Linked DNA regions of Homo sapiens: region 1 is linked to region 2. Evidence: chromatin loops called from intact Hi-C (ENCODE). Cell type or tissue: gastrocnemius medialis. All regions are shown on one strand. Links, peaks and the distances in the headings refer to the core of each region. The heading gives the core; the rest is flanking DNA. Region 1 overlaps RYR3 (ryanodine receptor 3). Region 2 overlaps RYR3 (ryanodine receptor 3).

The links. Peaks named below come from ENCODE experiments on the same cell type or tissue, not always from the same donor. Only the 100,000 strongest peaks of a DNase experiment are listed, where the experiment ranks them.
Region 1: it touches region 2 in a loop (4-fold over the local background); 5 of 110 quality-filtered maps call a loop at or near these places.

What each region holds. Positions count from the first base shown.
Region 1 is chr15:33,676,689-33,687,823 of GRCh38, reverse strand. All of the region lies in intron 38 of RYR3 (ryanodine receptor 3), which reads right to left. Among named protein-coding and RNA genes, the nearest start is that of CHRM5, 290 kb to the left of the region's middle. In gastrocnemius medialis, for the core only: no CTCF peak of the experiment used is centred there; a DNase peak (open chromatin) is centred at 7,293; H3K27ac peaks cover 2,305 bases.
Region 2 is chr15:33,608,038-33,619,172 of GRCh38, reverse strand. RYR3 (ryanodine receptor 3) reads right to left here. Exons shown (of 104, transcript NM_001036.6): 19 at 5,798-5,990. Among named protein-coding and RNA genes, the nearest start is that of RYR3, 300 kb to the right of the region's middle. RefSeq lists an enhancer at 5,936-6,437. In gastrocnemius medialis, for the core only: no CTCF peak of the experiment used is centred there; no DNase peak of the experiment used is centred there.

The sequences.
Region 1 (11,135 bases), core at 5,815-8,314, 66 kb before region 2:
AGGGAATCCTTTCCCCATTTCCTGTTTTTGTCAGGTTTGTCAAAGATCAGATGGTTGTAGATGTGTGGTGTTATTTCTGAGGCCTCTGTTCTGTTCCATTGGTCTATATATCTGTTTTGGTACCAGCACCATGCTGTTTTGGTTACTGCAGCCTTGTAGTATAGTTTGAAATCAGTAGTGTGATGCCTCCAGCTTAGTTCTTTTTCCTTAGGACTGTCTTGGCAATGTGGGCTCTTTTTTGGTTCCATATTAACTTTAAAGTAGTTTTTTCCAATTCTGTGAAGAAAGTCATTGGTAGCTTGATGGGGATGGCATCGAATCTACAAATTACCTTGGGCAGTATGGCCATTTTCATGATACTGATTCTTCCTATCCATGAGCATGGAATGTTCTTCCATTTGTTTGTGTCCTCTTTCATTTCATTGAGCAGTGGTTTGTAGTTCTCCTTGAAGAGGTCCTTCACATCCCTTGTAAGTTGGATTCCTAGGTATTTTATTCTCTTTGTAGCAATTGCGAATGGGAGTTCACTCATGATTTGGCTGTTTGTCTGTTATTGGTGTATAGGAATGCTTGTGATTTTTACACATGGATTTTGTATCCTGAGACTTTGCTGAAGTTGCTTATCAGGTTAAGGAGATTTTGGGCTGAGATGATGGGGTTTTCTAAATATACAATCATGTCATTGGCAAACAGGGACAATTTGACTTCCTCTTTTCCTAATTGAATACCCTTTATTTCTTTCTCTTGCCTGATTGGCCTGGCCAGAACTTCTAACACTATGTTGAATAGGCGTGGTGAGAGAGGGCATCCCTGTCTTGTGCCGATTTTCAAAGGGAATGCTTCCAGTTTCTGCCCATTATGATATTGGCTGTGGGTTTGTCATAGACAGCTCTTATTATTTTGAGATAAGGCCCATCAACACCTAGTTTATTGAGAGTTTTTAGCATGAAGCGCTGTTGAATTTTGTCGAAGGCTTTTCTGCATCTATTGAGATAATCATGTGGTTTTTGTCTTTGGTTCTGTTTATGTGATGGATTACATTTATTGATTTCTGTATGTTGAACCAGCCTTGCATCCCAGGGATGAAGCCAACTTGATTGGATAAGCTTTTTGATGTGTTACTGGATTCAGTTTGCCAGTATTTTATTGAGGATGTTGGCATCAGTGTTCATCAGGGGTATTGGTCTAAAGTTCTCTTTTTTTGTTGTGTCTCTGCCAGGCTTTGGTAGCAGGATGATGCTGGCCTCATAAAATGAGTAAGGGAGGATTCCCTCTTTTTCTATTCATTGGAATAGTTTCCAAAGGAATCGTACCAGCTCCTCTTTGTACCTCTGGTAGAATTCGGCTGTGAATTCGTCTGGTCCTGGACTTTTTTTGGTTGGTAGGCTATTAATTATTACCTCAATTTCAGAGCCTGTTATTGGTCTATTCAGAGATTCAACTTCTCCTGGTGTAGTCTTGGGAGGGTGTACGTGTCCAGGAAGTAATCCATTTCTTCTAGATTTTCTAGTTTATTTGCGTAGAAGTGTTTATAGTATTCTCTGATGGTAGTTTGTATTTCTGTGCGATTGGTGGTGATATCATCCCCTTTACGATTTTTTATTGCGTCTATTTGATTCTTCTCTCTTTTCTTATTAATCTTGCTAGCGGTCTATCTTTTCAAAAAACCAGCTCCTGGATTGATTTTTTTGAAGGGTTTTTTGTGTCTCTTATCTCCTTCAGTTCTGCTCTGATCTTAGTTATTTCTTGCCTTCTGCTAGCTTTTGAATGTGTTTGCTCTTGCTTCTCTAGTTCTTCTAATTGTGATGTTAGGGTGTTGATTTTAGATCTTTCCTGCTTTCTCTTGTGGGCATTTAGTGCTATAAATTTCCCTCTACACACTGCTTTAAATGTGTCCCAGAGATTCTGGTATGTTGTGTCTTTGTTCTCATTGGTTTCAAAGAACATCGTTATTTCTGCTTTAATTTCGTTATTTACCCAGTAGTCATTGAGGAGCAGATTGTTCGGTTTCCATGTAGTTGTGCGGTTTTGAGTGAGTTTCTTAATCCTGAATTCTAATTTGATTGCACTGTGGTCTTAGAGACAGTTTGTTGTGATTTCTGTTCTTTTACATTTGCTGAGGAGTGCATTATTTCCAATTATGTGGTCACTTTTGGAATAAGTGCAATGTGGTGCTGAGAAGAATGTATATTCTGTTGATTTGGGGTAGAGAGTTCTGTAGATGTCTATTATGTACGCTTGGTGCAGAGCTGAGTTCAATTCCTGGATATCCTTGTTAACTTTCTGTCTCGTTGATCTAATATTGACAGTGGGGTGTTAAAGTCTCCCATTATTATTGTGTGGGAGTCTAAGTCTCTTTGTAGGTCTCTAAGGACTTGCTTTATGAATCTGGGTGCTCCTGTATTGGGTGCATATATATTTAGGATAGTTAGCTCTTCTTGTTGAATTGATCCCTTTACCATTATGTATTGGCCTTCTTTGTCTCTTTTGATCTTTGTTGGTTTAAAGTCTGTTTTATCAGAGACTAGGATTGCAACCCCTGCTTTTTATTGCTTTCCATTTGCTCGGTAGATCTTCCTCCATCCCTTTGTTTTGAGCCTATGTGTGTCTCTGCACGTGAAATGGGTCTCCCGAATACAGCACACTGATGGGTCTTGACTCTTTATCCAATTTGCCAGTCTAGATCTTTTAATTGGGGCATTTAGCCCATTTACATTTAAAGTTAATATTGTCATGTGTGAATTTGATCCTGTCATTATGATGTTAGCTGGTTATTTTGCCTGTTAATTGATACAGTTTCTTCATAGCATCAATGGTCTTTACAATTTGGCATGTTTTTGCAGTGGCTGGTACTGGTTGTTCCTTTCCATGTTTAGTGCTTCCTTCAGGAGCTCTTGTAAGGCGGGCCTGGCAGTGACAAAATCTCTCAGCATTTCCTTGTCTATAAAGGATTTTGTTTCTCCTTCAGTTATGAAGCTTAGTTTGGCTGGAATGAAATTCTGGGTTGAAAAGTCTTTAAGAATGTTGAATATTGGCCCCCACCCTCTTCTGGCTTGCAGGGTTTCTGCTGAGAGATCCATTGTTAGTCTAATGGGCTTCCCTTTGTGGGTAACGCAACCTTTCTCTCTGGCTGCCCTTTATATTTTTTCCTTCATTTCAACCTTGGTCAGTCTGATGATTATGTGTCTTGGGGTTGCTCTTCTCGAGGAATATCTTTGTGGTGTTCTCTGTATTTCCTGAATTTGATTGTTGGCCTGCCTTGCTACATTGGGGAAGTTTTCCTGGATAATCATCTTTGTGGTTTTATCTACCTTTGGTCTTTGATGCTGGTGACCTACAGATGGGGTTTTGGTGTGGATGTCCTTTTTTTTAATGTTGATGCTATTCTTTTCTGTTTGTTAATTCTCCTTCTAAGAGTCAGGTCCCTCAGCTGCAGGTCTGTTGGAGTTTGCTAGAGGTTCACTCCAGACTCTGTTTGCCTGGGTATCACCAGTGGAGGCTGCAGAACAGCAAATATTGCTGCCTGATCCTTCCTCTAGAAACTTCATCCCAGAGGGGCACCCTGCCTATATGAGGTGTGTGTTGCCCCCTACTGGGAGGTGTCTCCCAGTTAGGCTACATGGGGGTCAGGGACCCACTTGAGGAGGCAGTCTGTCCATTCTCAGAGCTCAAACACTGTGCTGGGAGAACCACTGCTCTCTTCGGAGCTGTCAGACAGGGACATTTAAGTCTGCAGAAGTTGTCTGCTGCCTTTTGTTCAGCTATGCCCTGCTCACAGAGGTGGAGTGTATAGAGGCAGTAGGCCTTGCTGAGCTGTGGTGGGCTCTGCCCAGTTCGAGCTTCCTGGCTGCTTCGTTTACCTACTCAAGCCTCAGCAATGGCAGACGCCCCTCTTCCTGCCAGGCTGCCGCCTTGCAATTCGATCTCAGACTGCTGCTCCAGCAGTGAGCAAGGCTCCGTGGGCCTGGGACCCGCTGAGGCAGGCACAGGAGAGAATCTCCTTGTCTGCCAGTTGCTAAGACCTTGGGAAAAGCGCAGTATTTGGGCGGAAGTTTCTCCTTTTTCCAGGTACAGTCTGTCACGGCTTCCCGTGGCTAGGAAAGGGAAATCCCCCGACCCCTTGTGCTTCCTGGGTGAGGTGATGCCCCACCCTGCTTTGGCTCACCCTCCATGGGCTGCACGCACTGTTCAACCAGTCCCAGTGAGATGAACCAGGTACCTCATCTGGAAATGCAGAAATCACCCGTCTTCTGTGTCAATCATGCTGGGAGCTGCAGACCAGAGCTGTTCCTATTTGGCCATCTTGGAATGGACTCCCCAATTTTGGTAGGATTTTCAAACAGCAATGGAGGGACTTATTTCTTGTGAATATACATGAATCTCTTTCATAAACAAAGAGCATTAGAGATGTTAAGAAGAGTTACAACTAAATACTGATTTTATTTCTGTTGCTTTACTGAGTTCATCTTTAGAAATGCTACCCTTTAGTGACTACAAAATACTTCAGTATTCATAAGAAACATGACTCTCGGCTGGGCGCGGTGGCTCACACCTGTAATCCCAGCACTTTGGGAGGCCAAGGCAGGTGGATCATGAGGTCAGGAGATCGAGATCATCCTGGCAAACACAGTGAAACCCCATCTCTACTAAAAATACAAAAAATTAGCCGGGCATGGTGGCAGGCGCCTGTAGTCCCAGCTACTCGGGAGGCTGAGGAAGGAGAATGGCATGAACCCGGGAGGCGGAGCTTGCAGTGAGCCAAGATCGCGCCACTGCACTCCAGCCTGGGCAACAGAGCGAGACTCCATCTCAAAAAAAAAAAGGAAACATGACTCTCAAAGTGGGACAGCCATCAGAAGCAAGATGACATTGAGGTGAAGAGGTTAAATCTACCATTTGCCACAAGGTATGGCCCGTCTTACTCTTTCAACACACACACACATGCATGTGCACACCACTTAACCCCACTCAGAACCACCACACATAGTAAGGACGCCTCAGCAGACCTTGTTGCATCTCTAGGATTTTTATGCACTGACTTAGCAGAATCTCAAGAAGGCCTTGCCAAGTGCACTCGATGGTTCGGTTCATGGGATTACAATATACTGTTCTTTTCAAAAAGGGACAAGAAAGAAAAATATGTTGCCAGGCACATGTTTTCTGATGAGAAATAAAGCAAATGCTCTTGAACAGAATGTCTTAGGGAAGCTAGTCATGTACAGATGGTTTCCTTGATAATTATAAATGGCTTCATTTATGAGATTATTATTAACATTCTAATTCACTTCACTTTTGCAATTAGCGTAATTAGGGGTAGTCACATTAAGGCAATGATATCAAATATATGATGTATAAGCTGCATTTTAAATGATTATTCAGGCTAACTCAGAATGGAAATATTTCCAAGGCACTGTATTGTTTAGGGAGACTTGATGCCTGAGGGATATTTCAAAAAGGAAAAAAAAAAACCTACTCATTACCTAATTTTTGGACTAGTCAGACCTTTTACATAATAACAAAGAGTTAGAGGGTCTTTAAATTTGAGCTAGCCTTAGTACATCAGTTTGGAGTCCAGGTGTCACTCATTGTTAAGTTGTTTATTGCGCTCCACTTGTTGTTTTGTAACTTTCTGCTCTGACTTTAGAAACCAAGCCCACCATGTGTGACCCTTATGAGAAATTCTCTAAAGATTCACCTACCAAAGTTGGTGTAACTCCTTTTTAAATGGTAAAATAACCAGCTTTGCAATGCCAACTACCATAAAGGAAAGGTCACTTATTTTCATGGTGCAGGTTTAAATGTTTAGGCTGCAGGGGTCTGTAAATAATCTTTTATTTCTTCCTCCAAATTTAGATCACAGTCCAAGTGGCCATCACGCAATGAAGTACATTATGATCGAAGAGTGGAGGTTGGCCACTGGCAAAGCAAATCCCTGCAGCTTACAGATCTCAAACCTACGCTGGTGTTGTATCTTTGTGAGTGCTCTTAAATCTGGGTCAGTTTGGAAGAAAAAGTCATCCAATCACTTTGAGAAGAGGGAGCAAACAAAATTGCACCACACTTAGGTTACACTTAGAAAGCAATTTATAATGCTCACATTACAATGGGAAAAGAAAAATAATTATGTGCATGTAAAGGATGTACACTTATTTTTAAATTCTAAGTGATTGAAAAGTCAGCTTGTGGCATGCTGTAAATGCTCTGGAGGCATGAACAGGTGGTAGATAATTTTGAAGTGTAAAGAACAAGTGTATTTTGACCTCTACTTTATTTCTCCCAGTAGTAGACTAAATAATGTCCCTCCAACTCCCCCAAACGTCCATGTCCTAATTACCAGAACCTATGAATATGTTACCTTACAAAAGAGACTTTTCAGATGTGAAGAAGCTGGGAAAGGCATGAAATGTATATTCTCCCCTAGAAAGTCCAGAAGGAATGCAGCCCTACTAGCCTACTGTTGACTTGTGACCTCCAGAACCGTAAGAGGTAAATTTGTGTTGTTTGCAGTACCATTAAGTTTGTGATAATTTGCTATAGCAACAGTAGAAAACTAACGTACTCCAGCTGTTAAGAAAGTCTTGGGTTGAGGATGGTTAACTCTTTTCTGAGGCTACAAACCAGACTGGAGAGTCTCTGTTAGAAAGCCATGACAAATGTGCCCACAGAAACTGGGACCCAAGAGAGATACAGTCTTCTATGTATTGTTGAGGCAGCTGGAGTAAATTGCAGGGCTATTGAGGTAACTGAGGTCTGCCTGAATCTGGCTCAGAGCTCTTGAGAAGCCAGAGCTGACATTAAACACAGAAAGCACCTACTGCAGAACTGCTGTGCACCATTAGGTAACGTATGTAGATTACAGACAGCACAGTCTCCAGTTTCTAGAACACAGCTTTTCTTTTTGCCCTGTTCTCCCTCTGAAAATCACGAGCCAGAACCGGCTGCATGTCAACATTTACCCCTGAATAAATTAAAGACGCTGAAGATGTAACCATCATGCATAATGAATATTACTGACCACATACATAGCACCCGTTTGTCTCTTCTTCCTTCTTAACAGAACCCTGCTTTTGCACAGTTTTCTGCCTCTCCAACTTACAGCCTATGCTCCTCAGGAATGTAAAATGACCCAAACTTATTTCAAAAATAGACCCTGTTGACTTAAGTCAACTAGCATGTTCCATTTTCTAGGTCACACTCTGGTACACGAATTGGCCTGTGACCAAGTTTTTGTAATCAAAAGTGATCTCGGGATCCTTGCTTGCAATACCAGGGCAGGATAAACTTTCTCACTTTTCCCTTGGACACTGTAGTGCACGGATATGAGGCCCAGAACTGCAGCCACCATCTTTCTGCCAGCTCGAGGGCAAAGCTGGAACAAGAAGCAAGATGACTGCCTGGAGAGTGAGCAGAGCCACTGGATGAACTCAGTCCTTGGCTGGCTCCATCGCTAAACTCACAGATGTCAGCCAGTGAAATCTGTTAATGGCTATTCTACCTGAGTTGGGCTTCCTGTTGCTCGTTTGCTGAACGCATCTGAAAAGATAAATGTGGAGATGAAGTTCTTATGATCTATGCTTTGTATACTCATTTCAGAAGCTGAGGTATACAAACTTCCAAGTACCAGGACATCCAGCTGAGCACTATTTTATTTAATCCTTATATTCCCTAGCCCCCACTCAGCAGGATAGGAGCTACTATTATTCTCATTTTTCATATAGAGAAACTGAAATATACAGAGGTTAAGGAAGTTGCCTAATATTACAATCAATTAGTGAATGTCAGAGTTTGGATTCAAACCCATGCTGCTGGAATCTAAGCACATCTACCTGACCATCTGAGAGCTGTTTACTCTCAATAGCTCCATAAAACTCAGAAAAACAGTTATCTTTATTAATGCTTTAACTTTATATTATAATATCTAGATGATGCTCTTTTAATAAACCATAAAATGGATTCAGAAATAAAATCTCCCAAATCATAAAGCTTTAGTTCTTTTTCTGACTCTCAGCTGGGCAGATTACTCATTTTCCCAGAGCCTTGATTTCTTCACCAATAAAATGAAATTAGCAATACAAAATTTATGTTGAAGAAAATGAATGTAAGTGTGGTATGGGAACAAGAGTACTGGTCAGGGAATAAGAGTCCTTTGTTCTAGTTCTGGCTATGTGACCTTGGGCAAGTCACCTACCTCTCTGTGTCTCTGTGCCCTTCTATGAAGTCAAGTCACTTGTGGCTTAATATTCCATGGTTCTATTTCTATCTGACCCATGGAGCTCTTGAAAGGGTTGTGTCAGTTTACTAAAATGGCAAATGAAAGCCTTTGGCTTCATTGGGTTAAATTAATGAGCATCAAGAATTTTACCACCACATTTTAATGCCCTATTTTGATGGTACCCAGCTTGCTTTTCCTAACAGTAAAACCTGAGGATGAAGAAATAAAATCTCAAAATTCCAGTGGTTACTCACTATGGTGAGTAAGTGGCCATTATCAAAGCATCACTGCACATCACTAAACATTTACAGCGAGGAGATGAGCTGTGGCAACTTGATGGCCTTTTTGATGACTGTCCTGATTGCTGGCAGAGAAATGAAGCTTCCTGTGTCAGGGGTCAGGTGATGCAATAACACCCTCTAGATTTAGTAGGGAAGATTTACAGGGGGCGGGGGGGAGGGGAACTCATGCCCTCTGTGGTCTGTGCCCTAGAGCATCCTCTAGGCCAAAAGTCTGATCTGAATTACAAAGTCATCAAGTATCTACTACTTATTAGCAGAGAAGGTCAGGGAAAAAGTTAAATCCATGGACTTCAAGAGGACTTTTGAAGAATTCATCATGCAAATTTCTCTGTGCTTCCCCAGGGCCTCTCTGGCCCAGGTTGTGCAGTAGGTACCATTTTGGCCTCATTTTGCTAGAACAAGGATGTTGTGATTACTCAGAATAAAGTTACAAGGCTCTCTGCAGTCAAAGGAAAAACCTGTGAAGATAACCCGGAGCATTGTTCTTGGGTGATAAGAAGAACTGCTCTGTTTACAGCATGTTATCAGGGCACAGGAACAGGCACTGGCTGTCAGACCCCTCGAGGCGCGTGATGGTATAGGGCTGGCCCCAGGCTCCACAGGAAACAGCAGGACACATCTCAGGTCTGTATTTAATTTTTGGGTATGTACACTTCTATCTTTCTATATCGGCTTCCTTGGCTGAAGAATAAAAGTTCAAACTGCCTTCTAGAACATCCTACCTCTCATTATCATAATGTATTAGTCCATTCTCACACTGCTATAAAGAACTACCTGAGATTGCATAATTTATGAAGAAGAGAGGTTTAATTGACTCACAATTCTGCAGGCTGTACAGGAAGCATGGCTGGGAGGCCTCAGAAAACTTACAATTGTGGTGGAAGGCAGAGGGGAAGCAAGCACATCTTATCATGGCAGAGCAGGAGAGAGAGAGTGCGTATGAAGGGGGAAGAACTATACACTTTCAAACAACCAGATCTTGTGGGAACTCTATTATGAGAACAGCATGGGGGAAGTCTCCCCCCCATGATTCAGTCATCTCCCACCAGGCCCCTGCTTCAACACGTGGGGATTACAATTCGACATGAGATTTGTGTGGGGACACAGAGCCAAACCATATCAAATAGTATAGCCAACATTTACTAAGAGCTTCCTGTGTCCGACTCTTTATTACTGTGCCTGAATGATCATTCAATCCTCATCATTACCATGTAAAAACTGACAAGACAGGTGTGGCATGGACGGAATTTCCCCAACGATGATGGCCCTTCTTAACCCAAGCCTCACTTTATGGTTTCTTTAGGCAAAGCAACGCTTCAATTGAATAAACAAATCTAAGTTCCTATAAATAGGTGGTGTCCAGAAGGCGTAGTGGATATGGAGCCTCCTGACTCTATCCGTGATTGGCTGTGAATCCCACAAAACTGCCCCAGTCATACTGGCCCACAGAGCTTGGCTCTCAGGACAGGCTGTGTCTAGATAGGCTCGTGACAGGTGTGTATTTCTGCTAAATCTGTTTCTAAATTTCCCTCCGTCTGTGGTTTTCTACCTTGAGCAGAGCCTCCACATCTCTAAGGATGGAGACAAGAGCAGAAGCAAAATGCTTCACTCCCAGAACTGCTTCCCTAGCCAGACAGATACAGATACCCATATCTGACAGAGGCAGCCCTGCAAGCCAGTAAGACTGTGTTTGCAGCCTGATTCTGCCAGTCCTGCTCTAGAGTCCCAAGGGGTTTCATCCATCAGACTAAGATAATTAGCCTGTTTTTGAAATCTGTCAACCAGCCTCATAATCAGTTTTTCAATACATGTAGGCGATTAAATGACCGATGATGATGGTGGGGAAAAGAGCACAGTGAGGACAGAGGGCGTCTGCTGATGTGTTAGGGAGAGATGCCTCTGAAATAAAGATGAGGCAGAGATGGCACAGCGAAGGACTCAGGGACCTCGGGCCTCTGTCTTCACTCAGCTGGGAAAGTCATCGAATTGCTTTTTAGTTTCAATATAGAGAATAAGTGATTATGAGGCAAGCCACTGGCCATGTACCCTAAACATCCATGCTTCCCTATCCCCCTCTCTCCATCCCCATGGCCCCCTTTCCAGGCATCCCTGCCCGGTGCTCTGGAAAGAGTGTGGGTCCGGGATACGGAATGCAATTCAGATCTTGGCCTTTTTCTTACTTGTTGCAAGACTTTGTCCGAATTATTTTTCTACCCTCAGGCTTAGTTGCCTAGTGCATAAAATGGGAGCCTAGAGGTCACTATACTTGGTTGCTTGTTGCGAGAATAAAATCAAACGAGGTAAGGTGAAGTGCCAAGCGCAGTACCGGGCACAAAGGAGGTACTCAATTAAGTGTTCGACTTTCTCTCTCCTGAGAACCAAACTCTCTTCCCCATCACTAAAGCACAGGCTACCAAAAGAGAGGGCCTGACAATGATTGATTCAACAGATCACAGAATACTTTTTAAGCATCGATTACTGTGAAGCACCATTCCAGGAGCCCAATACAATGAGTTTTTATGCCTGCTTTGCCACCTGTGAGGTAGGCAAGTTGCTTAACACCTCGGAGTCCCCGTTTCCTCATCTCTAAGCTAGGACTAATGATATCTGTTTTGTTTGCC
Region 2 (11,135 bases), core at 2,945-5,444:
AGATATTTCATCAGCTCTCAAAGATTTTTTCCTTCCTAAAGTGTTTACAGTAAGCGACTCTGTCCTTAGATTCTTTCACCTCATAGATGAGCAATAGCTTCAGTAAGAGCTGCCTGGGAGTAGTGAAGTTTTGGGATGTGTAGAGGAAATTTTTATTTACTTGACTGATTTTGAAAACACAGGACAAATTATATTGAAAAATCTCTGCCAGCATTTTCAACTTCGTCTTTGAGATTTGTGCATTTTTGCTTGTTAATTTGCAGGAGAGATGGGTCTACCTACTACAAATTCCCAGATTTGAAAGATTGACCCATTAAGAAAAAAATATAGTAAAAATCATGACAAAGCTGTGCTGTGCTCAAAGGGGGTGACTAACTTTCCTTTCGTTAGGCTATCATATTATTATTCAGAGCTTGCTAGCAAACGTGTAAAATCATTTTAGTCTTGCTAGATGTCTCATTACTGTTATCTGCTATCGAATTCCTCCCAGAGAGCTGGGATAATGTTTCACAGAAGAAAAGGATACAAGCTGTGGTTAAGAGGAGAAAGAATGAGCCAGCTTTTGCTGACCTGAATTTGACTCGTAAGTCACGATTCATAATTGCATCTTTAGCCCCTATCGCTAAGACTGGAGAACAATCTGAGTTATGGACATTCCCACATTCATATTTCTTTCTGGCTAGTGTTTGATGAAAGCTCAGGGCAATCCAGCCAGTGCCCATCATGTTCTCTGAAGAAGCATATTTATCTCAGCAATAATTTCCACAGCATTGACCACAGCAAGCTGGAAATAGCTAAGCTGTTGGTTACCTGAATTTTAGCCAAGTCTGGAGAATACCAACAGAAAACAAACAGCAACCACAAATACAACATCTTTGGATATGGTTATTTTTATAAATTAGAGCTGGCAAAAGAGTTACATAAGATGATTAAATAGATTTATGGGGAGTTTAACTATAGCCATAAAATATATTCTATGATGCCTAACTCATGAATTTTCTGCAAAAAAAAATTAGCACCCAAATTTCACTATATACTATGGCTTTCTGTATAATGCTGTCTATCTGATTCATGCCACTTGTGGGGTGTATATAAGATCAACTTTTAGTAAGAGCTTCCTGGCATCTAAGTAATTCAGCCTTTTCGGTGGGCTACAAGGTACATATACCTCATCCCAAATTCTATTCTATAATGAATACGGTTGTTACACTGGGGGCCTACTGCACTAACAATACTGTCTATAAACAAACCACATTGAGAAGAAAACTATGGAGGCATATTCATTAAGAGAAAAGAGGCTATGACATTGATTTGTGGGTTTTGTCAGTAATTACTCATGCTAACTTTGACTTCACTGTGGGTAAATCTAATTGAAAAAGATTTTTGCTCTTCATGTAGCTTTGCTCTTCGATGACGGCTGGCAGGGACATCCTAATCAGGTATTATTAACAACATAGTTTGTAAGTATAAAAATTATTTTAAAAATTCAAGACAAGGATCTCAGTAAAGACCATTAAACAGGAGGAAACAGGACTGTGAAAGAGAACTCAAGTCTAACTTAGAAGCCATACGGAAGTTAAAAATAAATATGAGAAACAACTCTGAAGACTTCTATGATGGGAGAAAAAGAATCTCTTTCTAGACAGGTATAACACTTTGCATCTTGCTGGGAGAGATGCTATAAAACCAGGCAAGTGATCTACAGTATTGGGTGAAACAATAATTCCTTTTCAATTTCATTATAAAATACGTTTTTTTTTTGAGTCAGAGTCTCACTCTGTCGCCCAGGCTGGAGTGCAGTGGTGTGATCTCTGCTCACCGCAAGCTCCGCCTCCCAGGTTCACGCCATTCTCCTGCCTCAGCCTCCCAAGTAGCTGGGACTACAGGCGCCTGCCACCACGCCCAGCTAATTTTTGTATTTTTAGTGAGACGGGGTTTCATTGTGTTAGCCAGGATGGTCTCAATCTCCTGACCTCATGATCCGCCCGCCTCAGCCTCCCAAAGTGCTGAGATTACGGGCGTGAGCCACCACGCCCGACCAATACATTTCTTTTCAATAAGATACTTTAATTAACTTGGAATTCATATTGTGGTTTCTCTTTCTAGCTCTTTGTTCAACTGAACTAAAGTAGTACAGAGAAGAACTGCTGGGTTTCAGCACCAAATCATACTTTACCAGTTGATGTAAGAATAACACTTGGGTTGTAGAATACCCAATCGGTTTATTTTGATTTATAAGCAACTGGCTAGCCCCCAGTACAGGTCCTGCACTGACCCTGACCAAGGTCATCATGTGATGCACTAGAGGCATTTCAGTAAAATGTATTTCCCAACTACACAGACCCTGTGGTTCCACCTCTCTTCAAATCACAACATGCTGTGAGACCCGAAGCCAGGAATATATCAGAGCTCATAGTTTCCTGAGAGACAGGAAGCTTGAGTGACTTCAAGCCCCGCTGCACACCCCACTGGCACTGCTTTTTAGCCTTCCACCTGTTCAGCTGCTATAAGCAAAAAGCTCTCAGAGCTAAGCTGTTGGTTCTTCAAGTCAACACATCTGGACCCTTCGGTTTCTTAAATTTCCTCAGCAGTTGTGCCTCCTAAATGATTAGTCATCTCATTCTTCTTCTCTTGCAACTTTGCTTCTCCTTTATCTGTGCACTCAGAAGGCTGCATGATCTGCTGACCTAGACACCAGATCCCAGAAATGTCTTCTACATGTGGATACCTTTCAGTCAACTATTTTTTCACCTGCTAACTGCGGTTCTTGTCAAGAGGATTCCAAAAAAATCCCTCCACTACCCTCTAAAAAATCACAGACACAAAGATCCTATCTCACTGTTCTGAGGGAGACGGAAGGGATGAACTAATGATTCAGAATCATTATGCAACATTTGAGAGCAGATGTACCATTCTCTAAACACAAAATGTGGAAAAGTTCATTAGCTAGTAGACTGGAGAAGATCCCTTCTCCATAGATCTAAATTTGCCTAAGTAGTTTTTTCAGATGACTTGCTTGTGAAATAGGTGTACTCCCTTTGAAAATGAGTAAAAAACCATGAGTGGACATGGGCAAAATAAGTAAAAGTGGGAGCAGTATTAATGGTGGGTGACCAAGGCCACCAGCTACACATGCAAATGCAGTCCCGGGAACTGACTACTCAGAGTAACCTTGTTTCTTCAGGAAAGTTCCTGAGTCAAAGGGTGTATGATCCCAACACTGTTGTGTTGTATTTATATTTGTACTCATTCTCTTTATTCCTAAGGAGTGGAGTGGGGAAGATGGAAAATAGGGCTAGAAGGTCCTTTCCCTCTTCCAGAAGGCTTTTGCTCCAATCAGATTTTTCTGTGCTTACAGCGCCTCTCTTGTCAACAACACTCCCCGTTTTCCACATGCTTCTGATGGCTGTCAATGAGAATAGCTCTATGTGGTATCCTCACATATTTAAAAAGGAAGAATTGGGATGAAATATCCTCAGCACAGAAGAACTTTCAACTCTTAGAACACAGTGCCTGCAGATAGCGTAAGATTCCCTGGCTTGAATATGTGATGAGAAGATTTTCAACCTCAGTAAAGCTTTACTCTACTGGTTCTCCATTTGTTACAAGAACCTCAAACAATGCCAATATATAACTTCAATATATTATATCCATTTATATGAATATGTTTGTAAATATGCTTGTGTATATATACAAACATACACACACATCTGTCTCAAATTCCAAAGGTTGAGTACCATTCGCATAGGACAATTCTTTATTTCTAAATAGTTTATATAATTGAAACAGAACCAAAATCCTACTTTGGAAAACATATAAACATATCTTGGTTTACCAATCCACCTGAGGTGCTGAGGCCTACTGGAGTGGTTTCACCCTGAAAATCCCCTCACTTGGACCTGGATCCCTGAAATGGTTTCTTTGTGATCCCAGATCTCAGCTCCTGCTTCCCACAACTCTCCTCCTGCCATGACCCTTTCCAGGGGCTTCCATGGACACTAGTATGATTCTATGTTGACTCCAGTCTCCTGCTCAATTGATTGTGATCTCTTTAAAATACAGGGATGAAGAATGGCTGAGGAAAGTTTGGGAAAGAAGGGTTATTGTGGGGTTTTGCCTTACAGACATTAAAATGAATAACGTGGTTAAAATAATTAAAAATAGCATCCAACTGGTAGGTACGAGGAAAGAGGCAGAGAAATAGCAATAGTATATAGGAAAGCAGCATGCATAGCACAAGCCCAATTAAATGAACAATATTTAACTGTGTATATAAAAAGCCAATATGATTATCTCTAGGTGGTACTATTATGAGTTCCTCCTATTTTCTTTGATGTACATTCCTTTTGTGAAAAAGAAAAACAAAAAACAATAGGAAAAAACCCAAGTGTTAAAGTATAAATCAGAAACTGGGAGAAATATTTGAAACCAATAAAAAACAGTTTAACATCCTTAATATAAAATTATTATACATAAACATGTAAATATATTACATATACTATATAAAGTCAGTATATCCAAAATATGTAAGATATCTACCAAAAAATAAATATCAGAAAGGCTGAGAACACAAAGTTAGCAAAAATACTGTGTTGGAAAAAGCACATTAAAAGTAAGCATAAAAAATGTTTCACCACATTCGTAATAAAAAAGAAAAAATTAATACTCTAAGGTACAATTTTTCCAAATCAGCAAAGATTTAAAATAACAAATAACAGTAAAAATTAATAAGGATCCAATCAGTTGGACATTCCCATATGTTGCTTTAAATGATACTGCAAGCCCAAATCCTTTATCTGAAATCATTAGAGATGTGCTTCAGACTTTGGAATTCTTTAGAATTTTTTTTAAAAGTTACCCGTTATGTACATTAAGCAGAAACTGCAGCCAGGTGAGGGGCAGTACATCATAATCAGACACATTAATATCTCTGCAGTTAAACATATAAATATTCACAAGCCGTAGAATAAATGAAAGACTGAAAACAGCCTCATTTCTGCTGATGACAGTTTTGTCACAAAATGAGTTCAGGTTAGATTTTATTACAAAATGAGTTATGAACAAATTTATGGTTTTCAGAGCTTTTTAGATTCTAAAGTTATTGATAAGGAATTCTGAACTGTTTAGAGAATCTCAAAATCAATTTGGCCACATAATTATAAATTTAGACTTTAAAGCACACATGCATTCTGACCAAAAATGAAATTGGCATAGACTTGAACAGCAAAGTAATGGCTGTATCATGAAACAGCCAAATAAAGGGCTATTATATGGCTATAAAATCATTTTGAAGATACTCAATGACTCAGGAAAAGGCTCATTATTGTTGAATAAAAGATAATCAAGACATAAACTTCATATTCGGTGTAATACCAATTAAAAAATGATGTATATTTGTAGAAGAAAGGACTTGAAAAATATGCCAAAGTATTAATAGAGATTATAGCTAACCATTGGAATCATAGGTGATTTTTACTGTGTTGTTCATAACTATTGTCTTTGAAGTTTTTCTTATAATGAGCATGTAATACTTTTATAATTATTAATTTTCTACACAGGATTTATCCTATTAATCTTACTGTTTATCTGAGTACATAATACAACCCCTGGGGGAGGTTCTACCAGTAGAGATGGAGCAAATGACTCTAGTTGGCTCTTGCCCTTGCACCATCACTGTCCTGGGGAACTTAGTTCACAGTACTGAAGCCCTGAAGGAGACTGCTGGCTTCGCAGCTCACAGTGGTGGCGGGGAGGTGGGGTAACTGCTACTCTCCATGAAATCACAGCCATAACTTACTTGACACCTGCTGAAAAGCTCATCACAGGGAAGAAGAGCCCGTCTGTGTTGAAGTTCTCAAACATCCCCTGCACGGGCTGCCCATTGATGCGGAATGAGATGCTGGGCACCCCGAGGTCCAGGCAGCAGCTTACCACGTCATCCGATCTCAGGAGGTGCTGGTTGATGGAAGCCACAGCTCTGGGTATCCGGCCTGGTGAGGAAAGAACAGGAAGAAGGCTGTGGAACTCTGGAGGCACCTGCTAGGCTGAGAAAGGCTCAGAGGCCTCTGCGGGAGGTGGGGAGGTGTGATGGGTACTCAAGAGGTCCGGAGGTACTACTGCATTTGAAATGCAACTTTCCTTTTGTTTCCTTTTGTGTGAGATGAGCAATGAGAAATGAATTCCTAAGCTGGCGAGTGGGCAGACACCATGCCTGATTTGCGATGAGTCTCAGGGGAAATGCTCAAGCTGCTAAGAATGAGAAATAACAAAAACTTAATGTGCTCAATGAGTGTTCAGACTGTGGCCTGGTGTCTGAAGTAACAGACAGACTGCTTTTGCTGGTGTAGCTTGCTCTTCAGAAGTAGCTGGTGTGTGTGTCTGTTTAGTTGTAAGTGCCCAAAGACCTTCCTGTCTTCTACTTCCTCAAAAAGATTAGACTGCTGTAGAGTTGAATAGAGAAGCCATCAAAGAGAAGAATGGCAAGGCCATCTAGCCATTAAACTATGCTACATAGGCTGGGCACAGTGGCTCACGCCTGTAATCCCAGCACTTCCGGAGGCTGAGGCAGGTGGATCACCTGAGGTCAGGAGTTCGAGACCAGCCTGACCAACATGGAGAAACCCCGTCTCTACTAAAAATACAAAAGTAGCCGGGTGTGGTGGCGCATGCCTGTAATCCCAGCTACTCGGGAGGCTGAGGCAGGAGAATCGTTTGAACCCGGGAGGCAGAGGTTGCAGAGAGCCGAGACCGTGCCATTGCACTCCAGCCTGGGCAACAAGAGTGAAACTCCATCTCAAAAAACAAACAAACAAAAAAACTATGCTACGTAGTTTGCTTATTTGTTTTAAAGAACTTTATTATTTCGGATAAGCAGGAAAACACATTGCCAGTTATACTCTGAATTGATTAAAAAACTTCTTCACATCTCTTTCATTAGATGATTTATTATTTCCTGACTTAAAGTAGTGAGGAAAATCACCTCTCTGCTTTCCTATATCATCTTATTCTGGAAATTCTAAAAGTAAATATTAATAATTATAACCACCTACCCCTCCCCTCTCAGGTTTACATTTCTATTAGAAAGAGAGCAACAAAAGAGGAGTTAGGTTTTAAAATAGAGCTTCCAGCAAAAGATAAAAAGATATCTTGTTTCTTGATTACAGAAATAATATGTATTCATTATAAATGGTCACCATTTATACAGGAAAGTATACAAAAAGGCTGGGGAGCTCATGCCTATAATCCCAGCACTTTGGGTGGCCAAGGCAGGCAGATCGCTTGAGCTCAGGAGTTTGAGACCAGCCTGGCCAACATGGTGAAACTCTGTCTCTACTAAAGATACAAAAATTAGCTGGGCGTGATGACGTGCACCTGTAGTCCCAGCTACTTAGGGGGCTGAGGTGGAAAGATAGCTTGAACCCAAGAGGTGGAGGCTGAGGTGAGCTGAGATCATGCCACTGCGCTCCAGCCTGGGCGACAGAATGAGACCCTGTCTCAAATAAATACAAAAGAAAAAATATAACTCCATAAAAATTCTTCCAAATATATATGTACACACTCTATTTTGATGGAGTTATATATATTTTATGGAGTTATACACATTTTTTTTTCTTTTTGGAGACAGAGTCTCACTCTGTCGCCCAGGCTGGAGTGCAGTGGCACAATCTGGGCTCAATGCAAGCTCCACCTCCTGGGTTCACGCCAGGAGGCTGCCTCAGCCTCCCAAGTAGCTGGGACTACAGGTGCCCGCCACCACGCCCGCCTAACTTTTTGTATTTTTAGTAGAGATGGGGTTTCACCGTGTTAGCCAGGATGGTCTCGATCTCCTGACCTCGTGATCTGCCTGCCTTGGCTTCCCAAAGTGCTAGGATTACAGGCGTGAGCCACCGCGCCCAGCCCCACACACACACTTTTTATTCAAACTGGGGTATAGTAGGTTTTTGTAGCTTGTTCTACTAATTATATCTCAAACATTTTATTGTATAATACAATATTCATTAGAAATTTAATTTTAATGGGTGTATAATATGCTATGAAAAGGTAATTTAAAAAAATCCCCACCTGATGGATATGAGTTATTTACAAATTCTGTACATGTATCTTTGCTATAGAATATTTATAATCCCAGTTTAGAACTATTTAATGTTTTCTGTGCTTACTGCTAGTCTAGTTCAGGTTGAGCATCCTTAATCTAAAAATCCAAAATGCGAAATGCTCTAGAATCTGAAACATTTTGAGCACTGACATGATGGCACAAGTGGGGAACTTCATACTCAACCTCATGTGATGGGTCACCATCAAAAAAGTCAAAATTTTGTTTCATGCACAAAATTATTAAAAATTTTGTAAAAAATTACCTTCAGGCTTTGTATTTATGAAACATAAAGGAATTTTGTGTTTAGAGTTGAGTCCCATTTCCAAGGTATCTTATTATGCATATGCAAATATTCCCAAACCCAAAAAATCTAAAACCTGAAACACTTTTGGTCCTAAGAACTTCGAATAAGGGATACTCAACCTATAACAGATTCTAAACTAAGTGGTGAATTTTTAAATGGTAAAATCACTGTGCTCTTTTTAATTAATAAAAAAGATTAGGTAGCTCCCTCTAATTAATTTGGGTAATTGACAAAGCCATATTGCATTCCCTCCCACTCTTCCACAGGCAGTAATGAGGCTCTCCTATGTGCCAGATACTACACCTGGGACTGGGGATCAAAGACAGAAGACCCAACTCGTGCTCTTAAGAAGCCCATAGTCTGCTGGGAAATGGACATTTAAATACAAAATAATACGATAAATAATGGAATGAAGGTACGTATGTGTTGCCTTCTAGAGGGAGAGGAAGATGCCTGGGAATCTGTCTGGGAGCATGGGACAAGTTGAGACTTGGAAAATATAAAGGTCTCTAGAGAAATGAAAGGAAAGAGCAAGAGGAGTGTCTAACATAGTTGCAGAATGGCTGGAGTTTGGTAAGGCTGGAAGCTGAGGGTTAATGAAGGCTGGATGAGGGAGATATGGTGGGGCAATAAAGCTGGACAGGAGCATCCAGCTTGGACCACCTGCACAGCAAGAGTGCTGCTACACATAATGTACTCAATGCATATTGGCAAATAGTCTGGAGTGGCCTTAGACTCTGTTTTTATAACTTTAATACCTTGCTTCACCACTGAGAAAGAGGAACAACTTCCTCATTGAAGCACCTATAGGTAAAATTATTTAAAAAGAAAACAAAACTGAACCAAAGTTGAAGAGTGTGTAGGTTTGACATCTTTCACATTTCTCCATTTGAGGACACTGAGTACTCTTAGCTCACTGTATGGAGTTTAGATACCCAAGGTCCCAGGATCTTTTCTTCCTCCTGTTCAAGTCCTTGCTATGAAAAAAATCTATATATTAAAATTCAGCAAAGCTTGCAGTAATTGTCTCACTTTTAAGATTTATTTTACCATTAAAAACAATTTTTTTTCATTAGTTTAACTTCTGGAAAATATCACTGTAGTTACTTCAACTTTTTTTTGAGACAGAGTTTTACTCTGTCACCCAGGCTGGAGTACAATGGCACGATCTCGGCTCACTGCAACCTCTGCCTCCTGGGTTCAAGTGATCCTTTCACTGCAGCCCCCAAGTAACTGGGACTACAGGCGCACGCCACTGCCCAGATAATTTTTGTATTTTCAGTAGAGATAGGATTTCACCCCGTTGGCTAGGCTGGTCTTGAACTCCTGGCTTCAACTGATCCTCCCACCTCGGCCTCCCAAAGTGCTGGGATTACAGGTTTTCACCTCGTTGGCTAGGCTGGTCTTGAACTCCTGGCCTCAACTGATCCTCCCATCTCGGCCTCCCGAAGTGCTGGGATTACAGGTTTGAGCTACCACACCCAGCCTACTTGAACAAATTCTAAGAAATATTTGTGAACTGAGGAAGACCAGGAAATAATTGAAATGCTACACTGGACAATTGTCTTTAAAAGTATTCAGATCCTTGCTGGATAAAAATACAAATTCCAAGGTTCTTTAATGTTCTAAGAATCATACAAACTGGGACAAAACTGCCAAAGTTGAATCGTGACTCCAGTGTCCTCTCTCCCGTCCTCTGAGGGTTCACTGTTGGCTTCTATACTGGCCTGAGGCTCGGCCACTGAAGACAAAGAGCAGCTTTCATGGGGGATGCTCTTCATCTGCAGCAGGGCTTTCATACCAACAGGAGCTGAGCTCTGAACTTTATTTAGCCATAGCTGCCATATGCCCTCCAGAGGAAATATGGCTGGGAGAATTTCCCCCGTCTGGCTTATTCTTTCCATTGAAAATAACCACCAGGAGGAGCAATTATGCCCTCGTGGTGAAAGACACTGTCTTTTCCCACCTTTTCTCTAAGAGACTGGGCTCAACGTAGACGTTTCCTTTGGAACATTTGCTAAGAAAAGTTATAAGCAAATTGAATCCATAGGCTGGGCCTATTTTTAAAGCTTGTACAGTAGAGAACAGAGTTGGGACTAATATTATCTAGAAATGAAAGGGTAACTGTTGATAATCACTGGATATGAAGGATATACTTAGCAAGTGCTTAGAGCAATGTCCTGGGAAGACTATTTGGATAAGAGAGCCCATCTCATATCATATTCACACTGTAAAAGGTCATCTGACGACGTACACCTCACTTTAAAATGTGAGTAGTATGAAGAGTTTGAAATAGGAAAATGATGGAATGGTGGCATTGCTTTTGCATAGTGTGTGTTATAAATCTCCTCACATGCAGAGAAAGTAATCTCCACCCCTGTGAGGGCTTTCATGGCTTAATAATCATTTAGGAAGGGTCTTGTATTCCACATTTAGACAAGATGCAAATCCTTTTGACTGAGCTGCAGTGAGATAGCAAAGGGAGGTTGGAGGGGCCTTGGAATCACACAGGACTGAGTTCAAATCCCAAGCCCTTACCTGCTGCATGAACCAGGACCTATGATTTTACTAGAGGCTCAACTTCCCCATCTGTAAAATGGGCACAGTGGTACCCACAGGGATGCTATAAAGAGAGTTATTTGTAAGGTACCATTATTATCCTTTTCACTTTAATGAAGTAACTAAATGATGTCCTGTGTACCACTTAAGAGGCAGTTTATCGTAGTGGTCAAGGGG